3 separate regions of the Mus musculus genome follow, and regions 1 and 3 are each linked to region 2. A link is a loop called in an ENCODE intact Hi-C map of the cell type or tissue named here. Cell type or tissue: heart. All regions are shown on one strand. Region 1 holds the start of Nkrf (NF-kappaB repressing factor). Region 2 has its middle 16 kb from the start of Mdrl. Region 3 has its middle 26 kb from the start of Sowahd.

The links. Peaks named below come from ENCODE experiments on the same cell type or tissue, not always from the same donor. Only the 100,000 strongest peaks of a DNase experiment are listed, where the experiment ranks them.
Region 1: it touches region 2 in a loop (4-fold over the local background); 17 of 42 quality-filtered maps call a loop at or near these places.
Region 3: it touches region 2 in a loop (10-fold over the local background); 14 of 42 quality-filtered maps call a loop at or near these places.

Annotation. Positions count from the first base shown.
Region 1 is chrX:36,898,731-36,906,730 of GRCm38, reverse strand. Nkrf (NF-kappaB repressing factor) reads left to right here and starts at 3,266. Exons shown (of 3, transcript NM_029891.3): 1 at 3,266-3,995. The coding sequence starts at 3,730. In heart, CTCF peaks have their summits at 3,286 and 7,586 (motif pointing right); DNase peaks (open chromatin) are centred at 3,200 and 3,820; H3K4me3 peaks cover 2,279 bases; H3K27ac peaks cover 1,696 bases.
Region 2 is chrX:36,829,021-36,837,020 of GRCm38, reverse strand. It overlaps a transcript of C330007P06Rik not described here. Among named protein-coding and RNA genes, the nearest start is that of Mdrl, 16 kb to the right of the region's middle. In heart, CTCF peaks have their summits at 3,464 (motif pointing left) and 6,568 (motif pointing right); a DNase peak (open chromatin) is centred at 5,190; H3K4me3 peaks cover 646 bases; H3K27ac peaks cover 348 bases.
Region 3 is chrX:37,019,311-37,027,310 of GRCm38, reverse strand. No RefSeq gene overlaps it. Among named protein-coding and RNA genes, the nearest start is that of Sowahd, 26 kb to the left of the region's middle. In heart, a CTCF peak has its summit at 4,411 (motif pointing right); a DNase peak (open chromatin) is centred at 3,450; H3K27me3 peaks cover 598 bases.

The DNA.
Region 1 (8,000 bases), 70 kb before region 2:
TGGCCTCTTAGATCACTTTCACTGCTTCTCATGTTGTATTTCAAAAGTCAGATTTTAAGAATTTGTTTGCTTGCTTGTTCCTGACCCCTACCTTTCCCCCGGCTACTGCTCTCTGGAAACATCCCTACAAATACACTCAAAGTTGTGTCGTTTTAATGCCCTAGGCAATTTTTTTTATTATTTTTGAAACTAAAACATAATCACATCATTTCCTACTTTCCCTTGCATGCTCTGCTATGAACCCCCTTTCTCTCTCTCCCTCTCCCTCTTCCTCCCCTTCTCTTTCTCTCTCTCTCCCTCTCTCTTTCTCTCTCTCCTAAATATACAAACACAATCTGCTCAGTCTATATAATGCTACTTGTATGATTATAGTTGGAGAAGCAAAATTAATCATCACAGGTGCTAAGATGCTATAACAATTTTATATTTTGAAAATAACACATAAGAAAGATAGATGTCTACTCAAGCTTATTCAGAAATTCAGTAATAAATTTGTGGGACACACACTGACTTAAACATCCAAGCTAAGGCCACAATGTTCTACAGGTTCAAGGTTGTATGAACCTTCTATATAAGCCAACTTAGGAAATGGATCGCATATCTGTTATTCAGGAATCTATAGGAAACTCTGCCCAGTATAATCATAATTCCCTGAGTAAGAATAATTGTGTGCAATATAATCATCTCTCAAAACAAAGCATATTTTAAGTTTATAGCAAGAGGAAAAATGGTAAATATGGATGTTGCAAACAACTGTAACTGGCCCACAGGAATAATGTGGTTTCAGAATTAGTGCTTTTCTGAATTAATGCTAATATGGGAGCCTTAAACTTAAATGCAGATCTGATCAAGATTTGTTCTGAGTGAAGAGCAAGGAGTTTTCCTTTTTTCTCAGAGTTAAAGAAAGATGTCTTCGAACTGCAATATTGACTTTGATGAGGGTTGGTAGCATAGAACATGTGATGATAGGTTTTGGGGCTGCTATAAATGAGGCTGAATAGCTCGAGAACTGAAATTTATTTCTTAAGAGTTCTAGAGGCTGGGAAGTCTAAGATCAAGACTTTAGTAGAAGTGGTTGTCTGGGGAGGAATGTTCTCTGCTCCCAAGATAGTTTCTTGTTGCTGTATCTACCAGAAGAGAGCAATATTGTATCCTCATATGGGGGAAATGCTGTGTGAAATATGTTTTTATAAAGATCTTAATCTGTCAGGAGAGAGTAGCCTAATTAACTCTTAAAGATCCTATGTCCTTTTCTGTTCTTGGTGTGTGTGTGTGTGTGTGTGTGTGTGTGTGTGTGTGTGTGTGTTTTCATTTTTTAAGATGGGGTCTCACATAGCCCAGGCTGGATTTACAGTCAGTTTGTAGCAGCAACTAGCTCCCAAATGCAGAGATTATACTTGTGTCCCTACACCTAGCTTAAGACTCCCCTCTTTTTAAGATTTATTTTGTGAGCATTAGTATTTTGCCTCCATGTATGTATGTACAACACATGCATACCTAGTACCCACAGAGGTCAGAAGAATGGTTGTAAAGCACCGTGTAGGTGTTAGGAACACAACTCCTCCTCTGTAAGAGGAACAAGTGTTCTTAACCACTGACCCATCTCTTCAGCACTAAGACCCTACCTCCTAATGCTATCACATTGGCCATTAAATTTCAGCAACTGCATTTTGAAAGGGACATAGCCATAGAAGCCTGAAATGGATCAAATTATTAAAACACAATCACCTTATGATGTAGACTCTAAGAAACTAGGATGGTGCAAAGAGAAAGACATCCATAAATCTGACTAGCCTATGGCATGCCCATGAAAGCCAGTGCAGGCATTAAGAGCAAAAAAAGGAACCCCCTGTTTTCATAGAGTGGTTATTTTATCAAGGGAATAAGAGTCAGTTGTTTTAACGTTTTTCTTTCTCAATTTTTTATTAGAAGATTTAAAAGACGCAGTGCTAACTTGTGAAAGATGTCAAGACCTAAATTAAAATGACACCATTGAGTGGAAATAGTTACATGTGTAGAAATGTGCAAAACCAGAATATAATATACGCTACAACATTAATCAGCAGTGGATATACACCTAGAAGGAAATTTGAACAGCAGTTCTCAAGAAAACATAATTAAGAATTTACAGCTTTTCGTAATAATTAGGTGTGGACCCATTCAATAATGAGTTTTGGTATTTTTAATAAAGCATAGATACTGTTATTGAGATTTAATTGTAGGGCAATTTTTCCAGTGAAGTAATTCTCTCCCTCTCATGCATCCCTTCCTGTTTTCCTAGCATCTGTCCTCCCTTACTCCCACAGACACACATAAACACAAATTAGAAGCTACATTTGTTATTCTTGTCAATCCGCAAGTTGAGCATAGATCAGAATCTGTATTCCAAGTATCCAAGAGGCCAGGCTAAGTTCGAAGCTAGCCTCCCTTTTTCGTTAAAGTTGAGGGTAATACTGCTAGTGTAAGTGTTAAATCTATGCGGGGTTCATTCTCATTACCATGGTTGCCATCTGTATAATGATTTGTCCATTATTCTGCCCAGCGGCTATTAACTAGTCTTTTGGGTCTTTAGTAAACTGAAATAAAAATACATGATGATACGCTTTGTAATCTCAACACTTGGAAGGTTCAGGCAGTAAGACAGACGTTCACGATCACTCTTAGTTGTACTGTGAGTTGGAAGGTAGCCTGGGCTGCAGTTGAAAAACAAAACCATGTGCCGTGTGTGTGTGTGTGTGTGTGTGTGTGTGTGTGTGTTTTGACTCGACAGACAATACAGAATTGTCTGTAACCATGATCAGAAAAATGTAAGAGGGTCAGCTAGAGAAGTGTTGCTGTTATTTTCTTTGCAAATGTCGCCTTTTCAACCACACTTTCACAAGCAACTCCAAAGCTGATGCTGAAAGACGCATTGTTTTTTTTTTTCAAGCTATTCTCTGAAGAGGCATCTCAGAGCTAACAGAAAAAAAACATGCCACATCCCCTTGAAACCCAAACCCCTTTCCAAGGACACAGCTAGAGCATAATGCCAGGCATCACAGCCAACTAATCACCTGAGGGCACCTTCCAGGGACTTAACGGAATCATCAAATTCTAGAACCCCACTGAAGCCCCGAGAGTCCCCTACCAGGAGTCTCCGCCCTTCTGCCAGTCAGCAGAGTGCGTCAATGAAGAGTGACGTCAGAGGAAGGGAAAAATGCCCATCGCGCGAGATTTCGCGCGGGACTTTGAAGTTGGAGACCGGTTGCGGCTCATGCGCTGTGGCCTCACAACCTCAGGGTGGCACGCGGGGAGGTAGGGTGAGAGACCCGAGCCGGGGAGCGCAGCGTGCTGGTGCTTCTCCTCCTTCTTTTCTTCTTCTTTTTATTTTTTTTTTTTATTCTTGCCGCTACTCTCTCAGTGTGTGGGTCCCAGGGTCCGCAGAGGTGCTGTGTGGCAGGGCCCAAGTCCGCTGCCTAGTGTGCCCCATATATAAGGAAGCCCTCACGTCCCCACATTAGTTGGAGCCGTGCGGCTGGCGTGGCGACAACGACCATTGACCCCCCATCCCCGTTTCTCTGTAAGCGTAGCCCCCGCCCCCCCCAGGCACATACCCCCAGCCCCCCCAGTCTCAGCCCTGAGCGTCCCTCACACACAGGTTGCCCCCCCCCAACCCCAGCCGCCTCGCTTGCCCCCGGCCAGTTGGTAGGCATCGTCCCCGGGGGCCGTCCCCACTCTGAAGCAGAGAAGATGGCTGGAGGACGTCTGTTGCTGGGGGGCGACTTCCTGTCGCCGCCGCCGCTGCCCCCCCTCCCGCCGCCGCCGCTGCCGCCCCTCCCGCCGCCCCCGCCTGAGCCAGTGCTGGAGCAGTGGCGCTATAGCCACGAAAGTGACTGGCAGTGGGCTCTGCGGCGGAGCTTCATCTGCCGGCACCTGCACAGCTATCCCGGGGCTGCCCTGGACCAGCTCCTCGCGCTCTCCGCCGCCTGGACAAACCACGTTTTCCTGGGCTGCAGGTGAGGATGGTGTTGGGAGGTTGAGTTAGGGACAGGGTGGGAGATGGGTGATGCGGGTCGGCTGAGTGATGGAGGTGAAGAACAGATGACGGATGGTGGAGTTTGGGTTATGGACAGACCAAGGCAAGGAGAGAGTCAGTAAAGGTGGTCCAGATGGGAACCGGGGCAGGATGCGGATTATGGCTTGGAGGCTTAAGATTTGAAATTTTGCTAGAGGACATGGAGACGCTTCACTAGTCGTTGCGGGGTGGGGTGGGCGATCGCGGTTGCAGGCGATGACATGACAGCCCATGAGGGCACAGAGATGCCCCTCCAGGACCAGAGATGGAGATAAAGTAGATCCTGGAAGAGGGTCATTGAGAGGTAGTCGTTGCGATTGGTGATAAAGAGCAGAACCTCAGACCCGCATAGGGGCTTCCAAGGATGCGACATCTGCAGAGGCTATTTGATGGAGCTTCCGAGGGGAAGACAAGGAACTCCGCAGTTCTAATCCTAGTCTCCAGACCACTCTCTTCTTCTACCTCCATGAAATAAAGCAACCCCCTCTCCTTGCAGCCCCCCAGCCAGGTCTTATCATCTTCTCCTGGGGAGGCGGTATGTGTCGGGTCTTTGAGCCGCAGTGTCAGACTTGCTTGTAGATTTGCGCATAATGTACTCAAACAAAGAAATGGATCTATCTGCTGGAAAGATGGATTGCCATCTTTTCACCTTAAATGGGATAGGAGGAATTAACATTTGGCCTCTGTGTGAGGTTTTAGGGCTGTATGTCTCTCTCTCTCTGTGTTTCCTCCTTTCCTAGAACCTGGTGGCTTCTGAACAGGCCTCTTGGAAAGCACTTTGCGTTCTATGGAGACTGCAGTATGGTTCCAACGCAGGTTTTTTTTTTTTTTTTTTTGAAACAGGATGTTTGGATCCGCTGTCCTTCAGAACCTCAAATTTGGCTTTATCCTAGACTAATTACTTCAGTAGACTGGAAAGATTCTTTATATTCCTGTCTAGCAGTCAGTTTGTTTTTATTAGGAAGAATGAGAAATTCTGGAAGATGATCAGATTTGGTTCAGCCAGATCAGTTCTAGGAATGACTGTAAACAATGCAGAAGAAATTGTGTACTCCTACCTTAATTGTTGAACATGGCAGCCAGTGTGAAACTTCGCTTTGCCCTATCACAGAATTTTATATTTTTCTATCTTCTCTAAGTTAACATAATTTCTACTTTTAGAGATAATGGCTATTTGCTTGGAGGAGCTGGTTGCTACTGGGAAAGTCTCAGCAATTAGTCCTCAGATAAATCTAATTTACATAATAATGTTATTCTTGCAGTAAAAAGGTACCTTTATCTTACAATCCTTGGTCTTAATACCACAGGAAGCTACAAAGTATCGAAATCTTAAAACATCTTTAATAGGGGAAAGTAACCGTCCTTTGTGTTCATAACTAAACTTACCTTCCCGCTGGAATGGAAAACTGGGAGTTGATTTTACTGTTTTTCATATTCATACCTTTGTCTTCAAGGCCTAGAAGAAACCTTACGCATTATTCTACTTTAGCATAATAGCTGCTCAGTAAATGTCTGGGGAGTGATAGATGTAAATACCTTTGTAATAGATAGCGTATTTTCAACACTTTTTATCTTATAACAACCACCCTAGGGGTTAGGAGGGAGGCATCTCCTTTTTACAGCAAAGTCAATGGAGGCCAAGAAGTTAAGTTACTATGCAAGGTCTCACAATTGTTTCCAGTCTGATTCCCTTTCCACTGAAATACAGCTGCCATGTGTGGAAATGATGGACCAGAAACAAAAGCAAGTAACTGACATAAGTCAAATCTCTAAATGCCAGGCTTACATCCTGAGAACAGCAGCTTCATGCATAACCAGGGTCTGAACACAAACCAAGCTAATAGTAGTTGGCCTTAAAGCTCAAGCACCCAGGATGTTATGGGTGGATATTGGCAAATCCTTTGTTTAGAATAGTCGTTGTGTTGCAGTATTACCTATATCACTACAACAATTACTATAAGATTATGAGATAGATGAACTGAAAAAGCAATGTTTTGTATTATATTTGATCATTAGACGTAGGAGAATGGGACGATCCCAAGAGAGCTTTGGCAGTTTGCAACTCCATGTGGTTCTCACATTAGATATCCTTGGTTAGCTCACTCTTTGGGTACATAAAATCTACATTCTCAAAGTTGGCAGCGTTCTTGTTTTGTGTTACAGACTGTTCTTCTAAATTGCAGAAACATGGTTATACAGCCCTTTGTAAACTCAAATTATTAACTTGTTGTTCAGGAGATTCCATTTGAGTAGAAACTGAGATAAGAGAAAATCTGAAATTGAGATTCAGAGTATGTTTTGTTCCTTTTGGTGATACTAACCATTTCCATGGAACAAATTTGAGTTTGTTCGTGCGCACACGCACACACACACTCGCATATGTGTGTTCATGCATGCATGTCTCTCTTTGTGTCTCTGTCTCTCTCTCTGTATATTTAATAATATGTTTATGTGGGTGAGTTCCTTGACTATAAGGCCAGGCCAGAGGTCTGCATCTCTATCACTCTCTACCTATTGTTTGAGACAACTTCACAGACTCTAATCTAAAGCTTACCAGTTAGGTTAGACTGTCTGGCCTCTGAGCCTCTGAGATCTGCCTGCATCGTCTCTACCAGCACTTGGGTTGCAGACTGTGTAGTGTGTCACCATGCTCTGGTCTTACATGTGTGTTGGGGATTAAAACTAAACTTAGGTACTTTTCTGTAGCAAGCACTGAACTACCTCCCCAGCCTTGAATATCTTCTTGACTCTATAATTGTGGGGTTTACACATACACATGCATCAAATCACCTGTTTTGGATACTGCATATGGTGGCCCAAGACTTCCATCCTAGCACTCAGGACTTGAAACTGTAGCAAGTGGGTGGTGAGTTTAGAGCTTGCCTGAACTATATAAGGATACCCTGTCTAAAAATTAACAACAATAGTAATCACCTGTTAGGTTTACTAAGCACCAGTTTCCTGGGCCTCTGCTCTAAGTCTTCCAAATCAGAAGATGTGAGAAGGGCCTCAAAACTTTTATTTCTCTTAGGTTACCAGATACTGATATCGCTAATTTGAGGACCAGTAGAATAAAGTGATAGTTTTGTTTTTAAGATTTATTTATTGGGGGGCTGGTGAGATGGCTCAGTGGGTAAGAGCACCCGACTGCTCTTCCGAAGGTCCTGAATTCAAATCCCAGCAACCACATGGTGGCTCACAACCATCCATAACGAGATCTGACTCCCTCTTCTGTCGTGTCTGAAGACAGCTACAGTGTACTTATATATAATCAATCAATCAATCAATCAATCAATCTTTTAAAAAAAGATTTATTTATTGGGCTGGCGAAATGGCTCAGTAGACTTCTTCCAGAGGTCTGAGTTCAATTCCCAGCAACCACATGGTGGCTCACAACCATCTATAATGAAATCTGATGCCCTCTTCTGGTGTGTCTGAAGATGGCCACAGTGTCCTCATAAAATAAATAAATAAATAAATAAATAAATAAATAAATCTTTTTATTATGTATGCAGTGTTCTGCCTACATGTATGCCTAAAGGCCAGAAGAGGGCGCCAGATCCCATTACAGATGGTTGTGAGCCACCATGTGGTTGCTGGGGATTGAACTCAGAACTTCTAGAAGAGCAGCCAGTGCTCTTAACCTCTATGCCATCTTTCCAGCCCAAAGTGATAGTTTTTAATTTACTTTTTTAAAAAGATGGGTCTCATGTAGCCCAGACTGTCCTTGAAGTTGAGAGTAGCTGAGGATGATCTGAAAGTTCTGATTTTCCTGCCTCCCGTCTCCTGAGTGCTGAGATCATGGGGTACACTACCATGTCCATCTTTATCTGATGCTTGAACCTAGGGCTTCAGGAGTGCTAGACAAGTACTCTATCTATTGAGCTATGTCCCCGACCCTCCTGTCTACTTTTAAATACTCTTTCCTCATTGTCCTGGCAACAAA
Region 2 (8,000 bases):
TATAAGCCCAAGCATATTTTTTTCTCATGTGATTTATTACCTGGCTCTCAGCTCAGAGTTCAGCAAAAATAGGGATGAGTGGGGGTGTGGAGGGGTAGAACCAAGGAGAGTTAGCTGCTAACACAGTAGATGCTCAATGAGTGAAACATACACTCACTGATTGTTAACCAACATCAGTGCAATAATTCCCTCTTCCTCCCCATGGCACACTGCGATGTGCTTCCCTCCTCCTCTGAACTCAAGGACTCTGCCAGACAGATGCTGAGCTATCTGTATGATAGAGAAAGATGCAGGTTGAGAGTAGCGTTTAAAGATGTTAAAGATGTTCCCAGCATGGGGGTATAGTAATTGAAGAGATGGCAGTGCTAATTACCTTGATTTGATCATTACATATTTGAGAACATGTATTGAAATACAGCAGTCCTCCATAAGTAAGTGTAACTAATATGACAAACAACACATTCAAAAACAATAAAAGGAAGAATGCTTCAGGCCTCAATCTTGCCCCTAGAGAGCTTACACTCTCTCCAGGAAGAGGAGACAGAGTTGTGGGTCTGATTTCTGATACCTCCTGCATTGGCAGCCAGACTCACATAAACTGTATGACCCCTTGTTTCCTCCTGCTGCATTCCTGTGAGAGACTCATAGATCTTTGGTTTCCAGGACTCAATAGTGGGAGCTAACTAGGTCTACCTTGCAATAGGAATTTTACTTCTGTTTAGTGGAGACACACACACACGCGCACACACACACACACACACACACACGGGTGGGGGGGCATGGATTCTCAAGTAGGCCAGACTGGTGTGTCTGTGTACTCAGACTGACCTCAGACAGATAATCTCCCTGCCCCAACATCCTTAGGATTGGGATTGCATGTGTGCAACAGCATGCCAGGCCCTGTTTGGCTTCTTTGATCTATCTAGTGCCCAAGAAATAAATTCCTGTAAATTGTTGGCTTCTTCTCTTGAAGCCAGCCCAGAGGTGCTTAGGGGAGCCTAGGCACAGCCTCCTGGCCCTCTGTCCTAGAACTCATTATGCCATGATGGAATTGTTTATTGACCATATCTATCTTGTTCACTGTGCCATTGGTAGTGACTAGCCGAGTCCCTTGGCGTACTGATACAGAACATGATGGCTTAGAGCATGGACACTTGCAGGCCAGACTGCCTGAATTAGAGTGGGGTATGCATGTGGTGCACACACTAAGTGCGGGCAAAACACCTACGCACAGTAAAAAAAGTAAAAGTTGTTGCTACTTGTTCATAGCTCCCCGTGGGTAACACGTAGGCTTTAAGAATGAGGCACACTGGACACTTTGCCCCTTCTTAGAATTGGGAACAAAACACCCATGGAAGGAGTTACAGAGACACAGTTTAGAGCTGAGACGAAAGGATGGACCATCTAGAGACTGCCATACGCGGGGATCCATCCCATAATCAGCCACCAAACGCTGACACCATTGCATACACCAGTAAGATTTTGCTGAAAGGACCCTGATATAGCTGTCTCTTGTGAGACTATGCCGGGGCCTAGCAAACACAGAAGTGGATGCTCACAGTCAGCTATTGGATGGATCACAGGGCCCACAATGGAGGAGCTAGAGAAAGTAACCAAGGAGCTAAAGGGGTCTGCAACCCTATAGGTGGAACAACAATATGAACTAACCAGTACCCCCCCCCAGCTCGTGTCTCTAGCTGCATATGAATCAAAAGATGGCCTAGTCGGCCATCAGTGGAAAGAGAGGCCCATTAGTTGTGCAAACTTTATCTGTCTCAGTACAGGGGAACGACAGGGCCAAGAAGTGGGATTGGGTGGGTGGGGGAATATGTGGGGGACTTTTGGAATAGCATTGGAAATGTAAATGTAAATACCCAATAAAGAAAAAATGAGGCACACATGTGGATGCTTAGCCATGCTTCAATCCTAGTGAATTTCTCATTACAACCACTTCTCCATAAGTAGGAATTTTCTCAGTGAAGTCTCGAATGACCATGTATATAAATCCTGTACAGACAGCGTACCTGGCTGTTGTCACTTTGATAGGTAATGAGCCACCTGCTACTTTCTATTTTGTCACGTAGTAATGCTTTTTTTTTCTTTGTAGCTTTATAATTAGTGTTCCTTTGTCATTTCCTGTGCATTGTATCTGCCTACCAATTAGGTTTAATCCTGACTCCTATAATGTTTATTCATCCCTCGTAGACAAGTGTTTATCTTCATTGTCAAGCCTGGGGTAGGTTTTTAAATCAGTTTATAATGTTTTAATCTGTACACAGGTTTTGTTGTCCATCAGCAAGGTTGCTGTCTTTACCATCAGTAATTATTGTAATCAGAATAACTGTCATAGGAGAGGGAGAGGAGACGCACTTCCTAGCATGCTTGCCCAGCAGGCACAAGGCCTTGGGGTTGATCCCTAGCAGCAAATAAAGAATGCTTGCTGGCCCATGCCTGTAATCCCCGCACTGGGGTGGAGGCAGGAGGATGAGAAGGTCAAGGCCATTCGTCAGACACAAAGCAAGTTTGAAACTAGTCTAGAATACGAGAGATCCTGTCTCAAGGAAAAATCTATAGTGATAGTTAATTTAATTCTTGTTCAGGAAATCCCTTAGGTAAAGATTTGGGGTTTTTAGAAACACAGACCCATAAATTGTCCTTGAAATAGTATAGACATTTCCTGGTACAAACTAATGAAATCTGAGAGACCCAAGACAAGAGAGCCTAGGAATTTGAACCGTTTGATTCAGCTAGAATGATATATTCTCTAGAGTCAACAGAAAAACCAATACCCCTTGGCAAACACATTGTGAGTCCCTGGTCAGCTCTCCTTCAGTATCCTGAAGCAGCCATTCCATTCTCCTCCCGCCAGCGCCCCTCAACCCTGAGCCTTTCAGCAGGAAGATTGTTTTCTGTTTTCTCAGAGCAGAATTCAGTCTAACAGTCTGAATGCCTCCGCCTCAGACCAACACCAGTGCAACAATACTCTCTTCCTCCCTGTGGTGGATGCTGAGATGCGCTTCCTTGCTGCTCTTAAGAGCTCTGCCTTGCGCTCTCAGGCCCCTGTGGGACTGCCTCCGCTGAGGAGGACCACTTTCCCAAGGGCACGGTTTCCTCGCGGTAGCCTGTATACAACCACCGGGCTGACTGAAGCCCAGTCTTCTAGTTTCGGAGCTTCGCAAAAGCTGGAGCCTGGGCCCTAGTCCCCTGGCTCCTTTAGGCCTGTCTCTATGCATCCTTTCCCACATGGTAATCCCCTGAGAACTCTCCGATAAACCCCCTGTGGCTGATATTACCCGAGAGTCTGTATGGGGATGGGATGGGGTGGGGTGGAGAGAGGACTCGGTAGTTAATACCACTTGCTGCTCCGGCAGAGGACCTGGGGTGGGGATTTTCAAGCCCCTACATAAAGGATAAACGATTTGCAATTCAGTTTTAGGATATCTATCGCCCTCTTCTGGCCCCCTCTGGTACTGCATACACCTGGTCCACAGACATGCTTGTAGGCAAAACATTGCGACAGGTAAAATAAAAATAAATAAAAGAAAGACACGTGCTCCTCAGTGAACTCCTTCTGCAGCCCAGGGGCAACATTCATCCATGTCGGATACAGGTCCCCCCACCTCTCCTCGGACTTTACCACTTGACTCCTCTCTTTCTGGCAACCCTTTCACGGGTCAAATTTGTCTTAGGTGTACAAATTTGAATAGATTTTCAGTAAAGTCCCCTTCTCACTTCTGCCATTTCCTCCTTTTTACTGGTTAACTATCCTTTTTGTTTGTTGACAGAAATGTGGTCTCAGTATGTAGTCCAGACTGACCTTATATTTACAAATGCTTCTTTCTGTCTCAGCCTCCCCTAGTGTTGGTACACTTGGAGTACCCCCCCCTTTACTTTCTAGTCCTTAACTGCCTGTGATCATCAAGGCTCTGTTCTTTGCCCTCTTTCCATTGATTGCATTCATAGGTGTGGCCTCAGCTACCCTCCCCTTGATATTAACACATAGGAAAGATGCCAAAATGGATATATATCTTCAGCTCAGGTTTTGCTGCTGCTTCCGAGTGAGACACTTTCATGTTCAAGTGACTATTTGTCATCTCCACTCCACTGACCCACAGGTGTTTCAACCCCACATAGCCACAGTAGCTTCCGTTATCCCTTGTCCCGGAATGTCTTCTTTGTTTCAGTGAATGCTACTACCTTACCTGGTACCCGCTTACTCAAGCCAGAGACCAGATTTCATTGGCATGATCCCTCCCTCTTATAACCGTCTTCCCCAAACCACCCTGTCCTGGTGGCTCTGCTTCTTTAAGGGCTCTCGGATTCCTGCATTTCTTCTTGCCTAATGTCCTAGTTAGGTTTCAAAGCCATGTGAGCCAGCAGCCTCCTCCTGCCTTAATCCTCTGCCCTGCCAGTATTTCTAGACCACATCGGCTACACTGCCACATCCAGAGAGGTGGTCCTCAACCTATGGGTCTCAGCCCCTTCTGGGTCAACCAACCCTTTCACAGGGCCACATATCAAATATCCTGCATATCATGTATTTCCATTATGATTCATAACAGTAGCAAAATTATGGTTATGAAGTAGCAATGAAAATGATTTTATAGTTGGGGTCGCCACAATATGAGGAGTTGTATTAAAGGGTTTCAGCATTAAACAGGTTGAGAACCACAGCTTTAAAGCAAGCAGTCTGGATCCTGGCAGTTCTCTGCTCAAAATGTCTCCAGTAGCTTCCTGCTGCCTTCAGAATGAAGTAGGGTTTCTATCTGTTGCCACCCCTCTCAAACCTACCTTACCTACCTGGCTTCACCACACCTGCCATTCTGCTATAATTCACTACTTGAAGTCATTCCAGGGCCTTCTTTGAACCTGCCCTCCCGCTTTGGGAAAATACCCTAAACCCTGCTGACTTTCCTTCCTCCACAGAGCCTTGAATGCCTTTCCCAACTTTCCAGACTCTCAGAAGCTAATTTAGACCCTTGCCCTGTCCCTCCTCTTCACAGACATCTAGTGAACTTAGCACTCCCTCCCTGGTACCTCTCAATTTGAATTCCTTGAAGCCAGCGGTTTCATGCCAGAACCCAGTACAGGGTTTGGCGTGCGCTTTATCACTCAAGTAAGTGCTTGTTGCATAAATGAGTCATTGAAGTATGAATGAGAAGGAAGGGGGGAGGGAGGGAACAAGGGCTGTGATGAGAGACGGAAGACAGATGCTCCTGTCTCACAATTTAGTGCTGCAGAAACATCCTGTCTATGGCCTGTGACAGACTTGCATGGTCCCAAATACTCTAAGGCAATCTGTTTTTGTCTCCAGCTGTGTGTGAGACTGTGCTCTGGCCCTCCTCCTCCCCCCTCTTCTTTTTATGCAGGAGATGGAACCCAGGGTTTCTGAATTGCTAGGCAAGTGCTTTGCTACTGAACTCTGCCTGTAACTTGTGCATATGATCTCTTCATTTCCCTCAACAGTGGAAAGAACTGGAGCAGGGCAGAGCTCTGGGACAGGCATGTCCTGCTCAGGGGCCATTTCTACAGACGGATATAACATGGTCTGGAATGAAGGGACACTTTTCTAAGTCACTGCAGCTTCTGCAACTGCTTTTCAAATAGAACAGCAGTTTTGCCACCCCAGCACTCTCTCTCTCTCTCTTTCTCTCTGTGTGTGTGTCTGTCTGTCTGTCTGTCAGTCTCTGTCTTGCTCTCTCGCTATCTCGTGCTCTGTCCCTTCCTTCTTCCCTCCTTCCTTTCCTTCCATCTGGAACCTTTCTGTACTGAGGGTAGAACCCAGAGCCTTATGCATGCTGGAAAGTGTTCTGTGGTGAGCCAAACCCCCAATCCCAGTCTGTTCCATTGGCTGCTTAATTGGTTGATTGATTGAGAGCAGATTTTGCTGTTAAAGTTGTTTTGGGTTTTTTGTTTGTTTGTTTTTTTAATATTTTTTTATTACGTATTTTCCTCAATTACATTTCCAATGCTATCCCAAAAGTCCCCCATACCCCCACTTCCCTACACACCCATTCCCATTTTTTTGGCCCTGGTGTTCCCCTGTACTGGAGCATATAAAGTATGTGTGTCCAATGGGCCTCTCTTTCCAGTGATGGCCGACTAGGCCATCTTTGTTTGTTTTTTGTTTTTCCTTTTTTTTTTTTTCTGATATAGGATGTCGTATATTCCAGGATACTTTCAAACTCGCAGCGTAGCCAAGAATGACCTTGAACCCCAGACTGTCCTGCCTTCATCCCCAGAGTGCTAGGATTACAGGTGTGAACACCCACACTGGTTTTATGTAATACTGTGGATCCAGCCCAGGGCTTCATGCATGCTAGGCAGCCACTCTAACAACTGAGCTTTATTCAGACTTCCTATGTTTTAAAGTAGGGCTGGGGTCTCCATCCATCCCTGGTTTAGAGGTGAGGAAACCAAGATGGAAGTAAAGTTGACAGACTAACCCATTCCAGCAGAGCTGAGTCAGTCTGACTAGGGATAGCTAGCTTCTAGCGTGAAAGGGCCGTTGGCTGAGTTCCAGCCCAAGACTGTCCAACACAGCGAATTTATACTCTGCCCACAAGAGGTCAGTAGGTCCTACAGGAGCAGAGCAGCTACAGAAAAAGCCTGAAAGGAGCTTCTAATACTACCAGGACTTCCGAGAAATTCCTCTATATCCCAGAGGTGGTGGGTGGTCACAGATTTGATTACTCCAGGATGACTGTGCAAATTGCTTTATATTTCTGTTGTTGGAATATAACGAGCTGCCTGGTGTGCGTGGGGGGGGGGCGGTGCTAGGAGATAAAGGAGCTGGCATGTGGGGCCTCCTCCATGAAGACTGTAGTATCTCTCTGGGAATAAAGAACCATTAATATTACAGGATCTTGTCTGCTGGGTCTGAAGAGCCACATAACAACCTCCTTTTGATTTAGAATCCCGGAGATCTGGATTTGGTTCCCAGCTCTTCCTAACTGAGTCCTCTGCAAGTTGATTAACTTCTCTCAGCCCCAGTCTCCTGACTTCCGATACAGGGTTGTTCTGCAGATGAATTCACTTGATCATTTTAGGAATCGTTTGGGTGCCTGTCCTGCCTATTCAGGCTACCAGGTTCAAGTGGACGTGACCTTTAGGCCCAGTAGCTGACACATAGCAAATGCTGTTTTCATGACAGCCTCTCTTTGAAGGTCAGGCCATGAACTTAGACTCACAGTTATAGGCAGCTGGGAGCAACCTGAACAAACAAGTAGGAGGGAGAAACTGCCATTAAGGAGGCCCCGCTCCTTATTCCACTGCAGAGCCAGGGTCCAACAATGCCTGCATTATCGCTTTTATAAGTGTTCTCCCCAACACCATAAAACATATGGAGTGGCTGGCGGCACACACCTGTAATATCAGCACCCAAGAGGCTAAAGCAGAAAGATCACTAAGTCTGAAGCCAATATGAGCTACATACAAAATTTGAGGACCGTCTGGGATATAGAGTGAAACTCTTGTCTCTAAAACCAACAACAAAGTAGGTATATTTGCTGCTCTTGCAGAGACTAGGGTTCAGTTCTCAGCATTCATATGAAAGGACTCCTAACCACTTGTAACTACAAGTCTAGAAGATGTAGTATCCTCTTCCAGCCTCCAAGGGCAACGCCCAACATGTACATACACAGACATGCATACATACTTTAATAAGGCAAACTACGTCTTTTTAACAATACACCAAGTTGGCCAGGAGGTGATAGTGCACAGCTTTGACCCCAACACTCAGGATACAGGCAGGTGGATCTCCAAGGCCAAGGCCAGCCTGGTCTATAGAGCTAGTTCTAGGACAGCCAAGAAACAAACCCTGTCTCAAAAGAGAAAACAATACGAAACAAAAATGATTAAAAGAAGGATTTAGGATAGCCCTGGTTTCAAGTCTAAGCACAAGAAGAGAGAAAGAGGTGCAAAGAAGGCTGAGACTGGCTTGAGCCGACGTTTCAACTGGGACAGAAACTTCCTAAAATCATGGGCCTCATAATCTGCCT
Region 3 (8,000 bases), 190 kb before region 2:
TTATCTTACTGGCTGGGCTGGCACTCCATGGCTTGCTCAGCCTACTTTCTTATATACCCCAGGACCACCTGCCCAAGGGTGGCAATACCACACTGAGTAGGAGCCTCATACACCAATCATTAATCAAGAGTGAAGATGCTCAAGGGTTGTGAGCATTGCTTGGAGCTTCCTTTATAGGGTTCATGGGCAGGAGGAGCTGGCTAGTAAGAGTCACAGTCTTGGTGATTCTCTATTCTGGTTGGTAGATTTCTCTATTGAGCTTGTCCCTTGCCATAAAGCATCTGATTTTAATATATACATACCCTTATGCATGGGCACAGATGGTAAACAGGGGATTCCCCATAAAAGTTCACTTGAGGGCATAGTTCAGCCTTATTGCACATGCACTGAAAACCAGTTCAGGCCATATCAACTTTTCACTCTTTGTATCCAGACATATTGGGGGATATATTTGAACAGAAATTATGTTTGATTGTTGCTAGGGAAGGAGAAACATGTTCTGTTGTTCAGAGAGTGTGCACATGTAGGCTGGAGCAAGTATACTTGTAGTTGCTAGGTGAATTGTTTGGAGATGAGTGTATATGCATCATATAGACAGGTAAAGGAACTAGACCATCAAGTACATTATTAAAAGTGAGGGTGCGCATAACCCAAAACAAGTAGAGTCCTTGGCTGCTAAGCTATTCCCTATGCTTGTCTGCCTCACAGAGGATTCAGTTTATGGTCTCTTGGCCTCATGGATTTGTGCCTAAAGTGAGACAAAACATTCATGGTAAAGTCAGGCATGGTGGCTCTTGCTTATGAGCCCAGAATTTTGGAGGTAAAGTCAGGAAATTCTGAAGTTTAAGGTCATACTTGGCCCATGGTCACTACAGTCCTCCCACTCTGTCCCCACCTATCCACCCTGGTCATCTTTCCATGGGCCAGTTATTCTGTTTTGTGTATAAGTATGTATACACGTGTGTGGGGGTTCCCACAGAAGACAGAAGAGGGTGTTAGATCCCCTGGAACTACCTAATATAGGAGCTAGGGATTAAATGATAGCCCTCTGCAAGAGTAGCAAACACTCAGTCACCAAGCCAGCTCCCTAACCCGTATTTTATTTTGTTTTTCTTTACTTGTGTATTCCTGTGAAGGCCAGAGGAAGACCTTGGATCTGATAGTGTTAGAGCTACAGGAGGTTGAGTCTCCTGATGTGGGTGTTAGGAACCAAATGCTGGTCCTCTGAAAGAGCAGCAAATGTACTTAGCTGCTGAGCCATCTCTTCAGTCCCCAGGGCTATTTTATGTCCAACCTATAGCATAAGTTTTCTGAAGCAAGTGGCTGCTATGGAAACGGTAGGTTCATCTCCCTGGAGATATTCAAGTAGCTGCTGGACTAGAATTTTCTTGGAAGCTTCAGGGAGGAATTCCTGTACACAGAAGATTGTTGGAACACGTATGAAGGATTTGTTTTGTTGCTATGACAAACATGTGACAGAAGCAGCTCAAAAAACGGCTAAGTTGTCTCACAGTTTGATGGTACAGGCCTCCATGACAGGAAAGGCAAGACAACAGGAGCTTGTGGCAGCTGGTCACATTGTGCCCACAGTCAGGAATCTGAAAGAAGAGTGCTGGCGGTGTTCGGTCCCTTTCTCTTTTTATTCAGTCCAGGGGCCAAGAGTTGTTGAACAAAATGAGGGTGTGTGTCCCCATCTCAGCTAACCTAATCTAGATCCTCCATTATAACATGCCCAGAGAGGCTTGGCTCCTAGGTGATTCTAGACTCTGTCAAGTTGATAATATGAACCATCACAGAGGGTCACTTCTAAGGGCTCCTGTAACCCTTAGGGTAGAAGATTCTACACTGTGTTTCTGTAAATTCTGCAAATAAATTGTGCACCCACTATTTCTGTCTTTGACCTACACAAAGACCTTATTTTTTTTTAAAATAGTTATCTGATTTTTAAAAAAATTATTTATGTGCATGTGTGCATCTGTAAGACTACACCACATGTGTGTGGATGCCCATGGAAGCCAGAAGAGGGTATCAAAACCCCCTAGATCTGGAACTACAGGAAGTTGTGAGCCATCTGTTATGGGTTCTGGGAACTGATCTCAGATCTAGAAGAGCAAGCCCATGTTCTTAACCACTGAGCCATCTCCCCAGCCCCAAAGTTGTTCTTTCATGGTTTTAGAATTTTATACACCCACTTCTGTCTCAGTTCGGGTTTTACTGCTGTGAACAGACACCATGACCAAGGCAAGTCTTATAAAGGACAACATTTAATTGGAGCTGGCTTATAGGGCCAGAGGTTCAGTCCATTATCATCAAGGCATGGCACCAGCATGGCATCATCCAGGCAGGCATGGTGCAGGCAGAGCTGAAAGTTCTCCATCTTCTTCTGAGGGCTGCTAGCAGAATACTGACTTCCAGGCAGCTAGGATGAGATCTTAAAGCACATGCCTACAGTGACACACCTACTCCACAGGGCCACACCTTCTAATAGTGCCACTCCCAGGGCTGAGCATATACACACCATCACAACATGTGTTTTGATCAAACCTATCTTCCTAATCCCATCCCCCAATTCTTTCCTACTCACCCCAAGTGTTTTTAAATGACATGTCTCCAATCAGCTCACGGTCATAGTATTGTAGTTTCTTTAGATCTTAGCTTGCCCTCCTACCCATTCCTGCCACTCAGCCCCACTAGTCTCCATCAGAAGCTTTAGCTGCCACCCTGACAGAGGTTCAAGCAGACAGCTGCTGTGCTTGGCCATGCTCCACCCTCTGCGTTTGTCTACTCTGCCAGCACCTGGACAGACAGTCCTAATTCTTTTCAGGGCAGCCCTTGCCAGTGGATGCTGTCTCTCCCGGCACCACTGTCTTTAGAATTTTCTCCCAGTAGGAGAAACAGCTAGGCAAGCTCTACCTCTTTTCTCCTTCCTTCTAAGATTCCAACGGCAAACTAAAGTTCCATTCCACAAAATTTCTCTTTAGGAACCAATGGGTCTATTTGGCTCACTCATAGAACGTGGGTGAGGGGTTATGGACAAGAGCATGAGGGTGAGCCTAAAACAGCCTCGCTGGAAGGTCTGCACCCAGCAGGGATGATGACTCCCCCCATGGCTGCTTACAGAGAGCTTCCTGCTCCTAGTCCAATTCAGCCTATATCCTTTAGCACCTCCCTGAGACTCCCCCGCCCCCAAGGCCACATGCATACAGCTGGTTGGACACTCAAGTGAGGGGCCCATGACCTCAAGTCCGGCTGTGATGTTCTTTTGCAAACACATATAGCTGGTCTTCTGAAGATGGCAGCAGTTTGGCTCAGAGAATGGTGCGGGGATAACAACCTCTGTTCTCTGGGGCATCAGCCGGCAGCTTGTCCACCCCAGTGTCCCGTGGAATCCCTCATGGAATACTTGGCTCCAAGTGGGGTTTCTCCAAGAGCATAGCTGGCTGCCAGCTGGCCAGCTCTGCAGTCACTATGGAAGGGAGCTGCCAAGGACTTGCCTTGACCACTAGTGCTGAAGCACAGCCCCTGCTCCCCAGGGGAGACCCCGATTTCCTCCTCTCCTTGGGTGTTAAAATATGGCTGGAATGGGTGGCTGTGGTGCAGTGGGGCGGGACCTTGAATTTGGAGTCCAGGGTCGCCATTCATCAACTGTGGGAGCATCCATTTTCCTGTCTGAAAACTAGACAATGAAGATGACCCCTCTCTTGCTTCAGAAGCTACCTGAGAACATCCGTTTGGTTAGGTGGACAGCAGCTGGTACAGGGTGGCAGCATTTCAGCTAAGTTCCAAATTGCAGATTTAATTTTTCGGGAACAGATAACAGTCACTATTAATTCGCTGAAGTGTTCAAGTTCACTCAAAGGAATGTCCCTTCTTTTCTGGTTTCTGCCTCCCCTCCTACCCACAGAACACTGCTGTTCTCCCCTTCCTCTCTCTAGTGGGAATCGCAGCCAAGCTCTCCCTTGTGCTAGGCAAGTGCACTATCACTGACCAAGAGCCATAACCCTATTTCCCCTCTTTAAAAACCACGACCCAGCTAGGCATGCACACGACTATGAGCCCAACACTCAGGAAGCCGAAGCAGGAACTGTCTCAGGGCCTTTGTACCTGCACTTTCCCTTCCATGATATTCTCCACTCTTTTGTGAGATTCACTTCCTCACTTTGTTCTGTCCTGGTCAAATGCTACCTGGTCAGGAGGACCCTGCAGAAAATAACATACCTGGTGCCCATCCATTCCCATCACCAGCTTTGTTTGTACTCACAGATGTCACCCCTACCACCTAACACCACACATAATATATCCATGTGGCCCCAAAAAATGGAATTTAGGGAACACTTTTTCTGAAGATAACAACAAAGATGTTATTTTGTTCTTTAACGAATGGGAACCCAGAGGCAGGTGCATGGTTTGGCCACAAGGGGGCAGCAAAACTCCCTACTCAGGAAAGCTAAGAGGCCTTGCGTTGAAAGCTAGTAAAGAGGGCATCTTAACCATTGCAGCAAATGGGGATCAACCAGCAGATCTTTAAATAATTGGCTAACACCCACCCCAAGGTCAACGTATGGAAACAGGAGTATAGTTTAAACCTCAGCTCAACTATTAACTATATGTTCTTGGTTCAGTTATGACCTATTTGACCCCTAATTCTTTCATCCATAAACTAGGACAGGGATACTTGCTTCCCTAGTAAACAAGTATAGCTTTGTATAGCTGTCTTGACAGTGAATCTGAATGATTAAAATAATAGGTGAGGCTGTCAAGATGTCAGTAGTTAAGGGCACTTGCCACCAAGCCTGACGATGTGAGTTCAATTCCTATGATGCTCATGGTGGAAAAAGAAAATGACATCTGCATGCCGTTCTATGTTCTTTACCTTTGCACCATGGCATAGACACAGACACACACAGACACACACACCCACACACCCATCCACACACACACAATCAATAAATCAATCAATCAAAATGTAATAAAGATAAAATAATGGGTAAATTCTCATATTCATAACCAAATATTATTATGATAATAATGATCTGGTACTGAATACTTGTTAAGTCCCAGAGACCTTGAGTCATAAACATGATCAAGCAAAGAATGACTAAAGGTTAAATGAGAGGTGAAATGAGAGGTGAGAATGTAGATGGCATTGTAGGCTCAGATTTGTTAAAACCTACTTTAATAAGGGTTCTTAAACACTTTGACCTCCATTTTAGTCCACTAACCAAAGGTAACAGAGAAAGATGGTTAATAGGACAAGGGGATTATGGACCTGTTTAGAAGTAGTTCTTTGGGGGCAATTCCAATCTTTGTTGTCAGGGCATCAGCAGTCCACTCTAATAGCAAACACCAAACATGAATCAGCAGTGGTGACACGATCCAGCAGAGAGCACTAGGATCTGATGAATCTGCACTGGTCAGTGGAAGCAGCAAGAATCAGCTGGAATACCAGGAAAGGTTCTTTGGTGTGTTTTTGTCTACAAAGTGAAGACCAGCAAAGACCAGCAAAGTATTGCACGGATATCAAAGACCAGCCAAGGGTTGCATGGCATAGCAATGCAAGAGTGTCCTCTCACTGTCTGCGGGGCTTATATTTATATTCTTTCTAAACATCACACACCCGCTCAAGGGTCTGCTCCAGCAAAGCATCATATGCCCTCTCAAGTGGCTGCTTTGACAAAACATCCTCTCATAGGACAGCGTCCAGGAAAACATCACGTGACATAACTGAGCTTTCAAAGAAACCAGAAATTTCTCCTTCATGCCATACCCAAGGCCACATTTTTTTTCAACAACAGCATCCAATAGCCAGCAAGCACTTAATGTACACCAGGCACTTATTGCTGTAAGCACTTTGTGTGGCATATCTTACTTCCTACAATGATCCTATACCATAGGTACTCCTAGTGTACCCATTTGACAGAACAAAAAGCCATGGGGCAAGGATGTGGTTAAATGAGAGCCGAGACACAGATGGGGGTATACTTAGAGATAGGACATGTGCTCAAGATCCTGGGCTCTATCTCCAGCAGACAAAAAAAAAAAAAAAAAAAAAAAGGAGAAAGAGAAAGAAAAGGAAGAGAGGGAAGGAAGAAGGGGGGGATAAGGAAGAAGTTCAGCACAAGACTGGGCTTCAATAGTGAACTTGACGTCAGCCTGAAGTACATGATCCTCCTCTGTCCCTAAAGCAAGCCAAGCCAAGCTGTAACAATCAAGTCTGTGAGTTCTAACCGCCATGCTATCTAGCAGAGATAGGATTTAAATTGAGCTCCAGTTAACCTGGTGGTGCTAAAATTCCAGCACTTGGGAGGCAGAGAGGCAGGTGGAGTTCAAGGCCAGCCAGGTCTACAGAGCAAGTTTCAGGACAGAAAAACCCCATCTCAAAAGATGAGAAAAACAAACAAACAAACAAACAAAAAACCAAAACAAAAATTGAGCTCTCGGTGAGGAAAAGTACAAGCTTTGCTGGCCAGCCTACTTCATATCCTGGGGGACTCTCATGCAGAGAACCATCCCAGCCCTGGAGCTCATGGCGCCTGTTCCAGCCACTGCCTTTTCCTCCTGTGTAGGTCTCCTGAACTTACTGCCTCCATCATTCCCGGATCACTTCTGCCTCCACCTAGTCCAGCCTAGCTATAATCAACAACCAACGGGGAATGAATGCCCCCCCCCATGCGCCAAACTTGATAGTTATTTTTCAGTCCTCCCCCGTTTCTCTCTCTGGCAGCATCTCATTCTGCAACTTAGACTGGCCTTAGACTCATGGAAATCCTTCTGATTCAGCTTCCCATTTTTAAAAATTCAAATTTATCTTTAATTGATACATAGAGACATTAAAATTACAAAACCACGTGTGGTGGAGGACATTTTTCATCCCAGTACTCGGGAGGCAGAGGTAGGCAGATCTCTGTGAGTTTGAGGCTAACCTGGTTTACAAAGCAAGTTTCACAACAGCTGGAGCTAGTTACATTGTGTCAACAAACAAACAAGTCTATATATCAGTGGTATGCCATGCACTTTTATTAACCCATTCATATTTTATTAGCATATATTAATTACACATAATAATTTCATTATGACTTTTTGCTTTTATGAGACAAAGGGTCTGTATATCCTTTGGAGGGTTGAATGACCTTTTAGATATCCTGCATATCACATATTTGCATTATGAGTCATATCAGTAGCAAAATTACAGTTGTGAAGGAACAAGGAAAATAATTTTATGATTGAAGGGGATCACCACAACATGAAGTAGCAATGAAAATAATCTTATGGCTGGGGGTCCCTGCAACATGAGGAACTGTATTAAAGGGTCTCAGCATTAGGAAGGTTGAGAACCATGGTTCTACATAGCCCTGGCCGTCCAGGAGTTCACTATGTAGTGAGGCTCTCATCCCAAGTGCTGGAGTTAAAGGTGTGTGCTACCACTGCCTGGCTGTGCAATTTTTTTGAGTTATCACTTCTATTCTATGATAGCTAGTGAACCTAAGTACTGAAATAGACCGAGAAGCACATCTATAAATAGTGTTAACCCAAATTTTTTTTGTGTTTTTTTTAAAGATTTATTTATGTTGTGTATGAGTGTTTTGCCTGCCTGTATGTATATGCATCATGTTTGTGCCTGGCACCCTCAGGGGTCAGAAGAGGGTGCTCAGATCCCTAAGACCTGGAGCTGTGGATGGTTGTGAGTTGTGCTGTTAATTGATCCAGGCCCTCTGTCAAAGCAACAAGTGCTCCTGAGCATGAAGTCCTCTCTCTAGCCCTTGTTTTGTGGTTTTTGAGACACTGTTTAGCCATGTAGCCCAGGCAGGCCTCGAATTTACTGTTCTCCTGTCTCATCCTCCCAAGGTATGTGCTACCACACCCACTTTGTGTAATGTTTAAATCAGGATAAACAAGCCCATCTCAAATGTCTATCATTTATTTATGGTGAAAATATTTAATATTCTTTCTAAACTTTTTTTAAAAAAATTATTTATTTATCTATTTATCTATCTAATTAT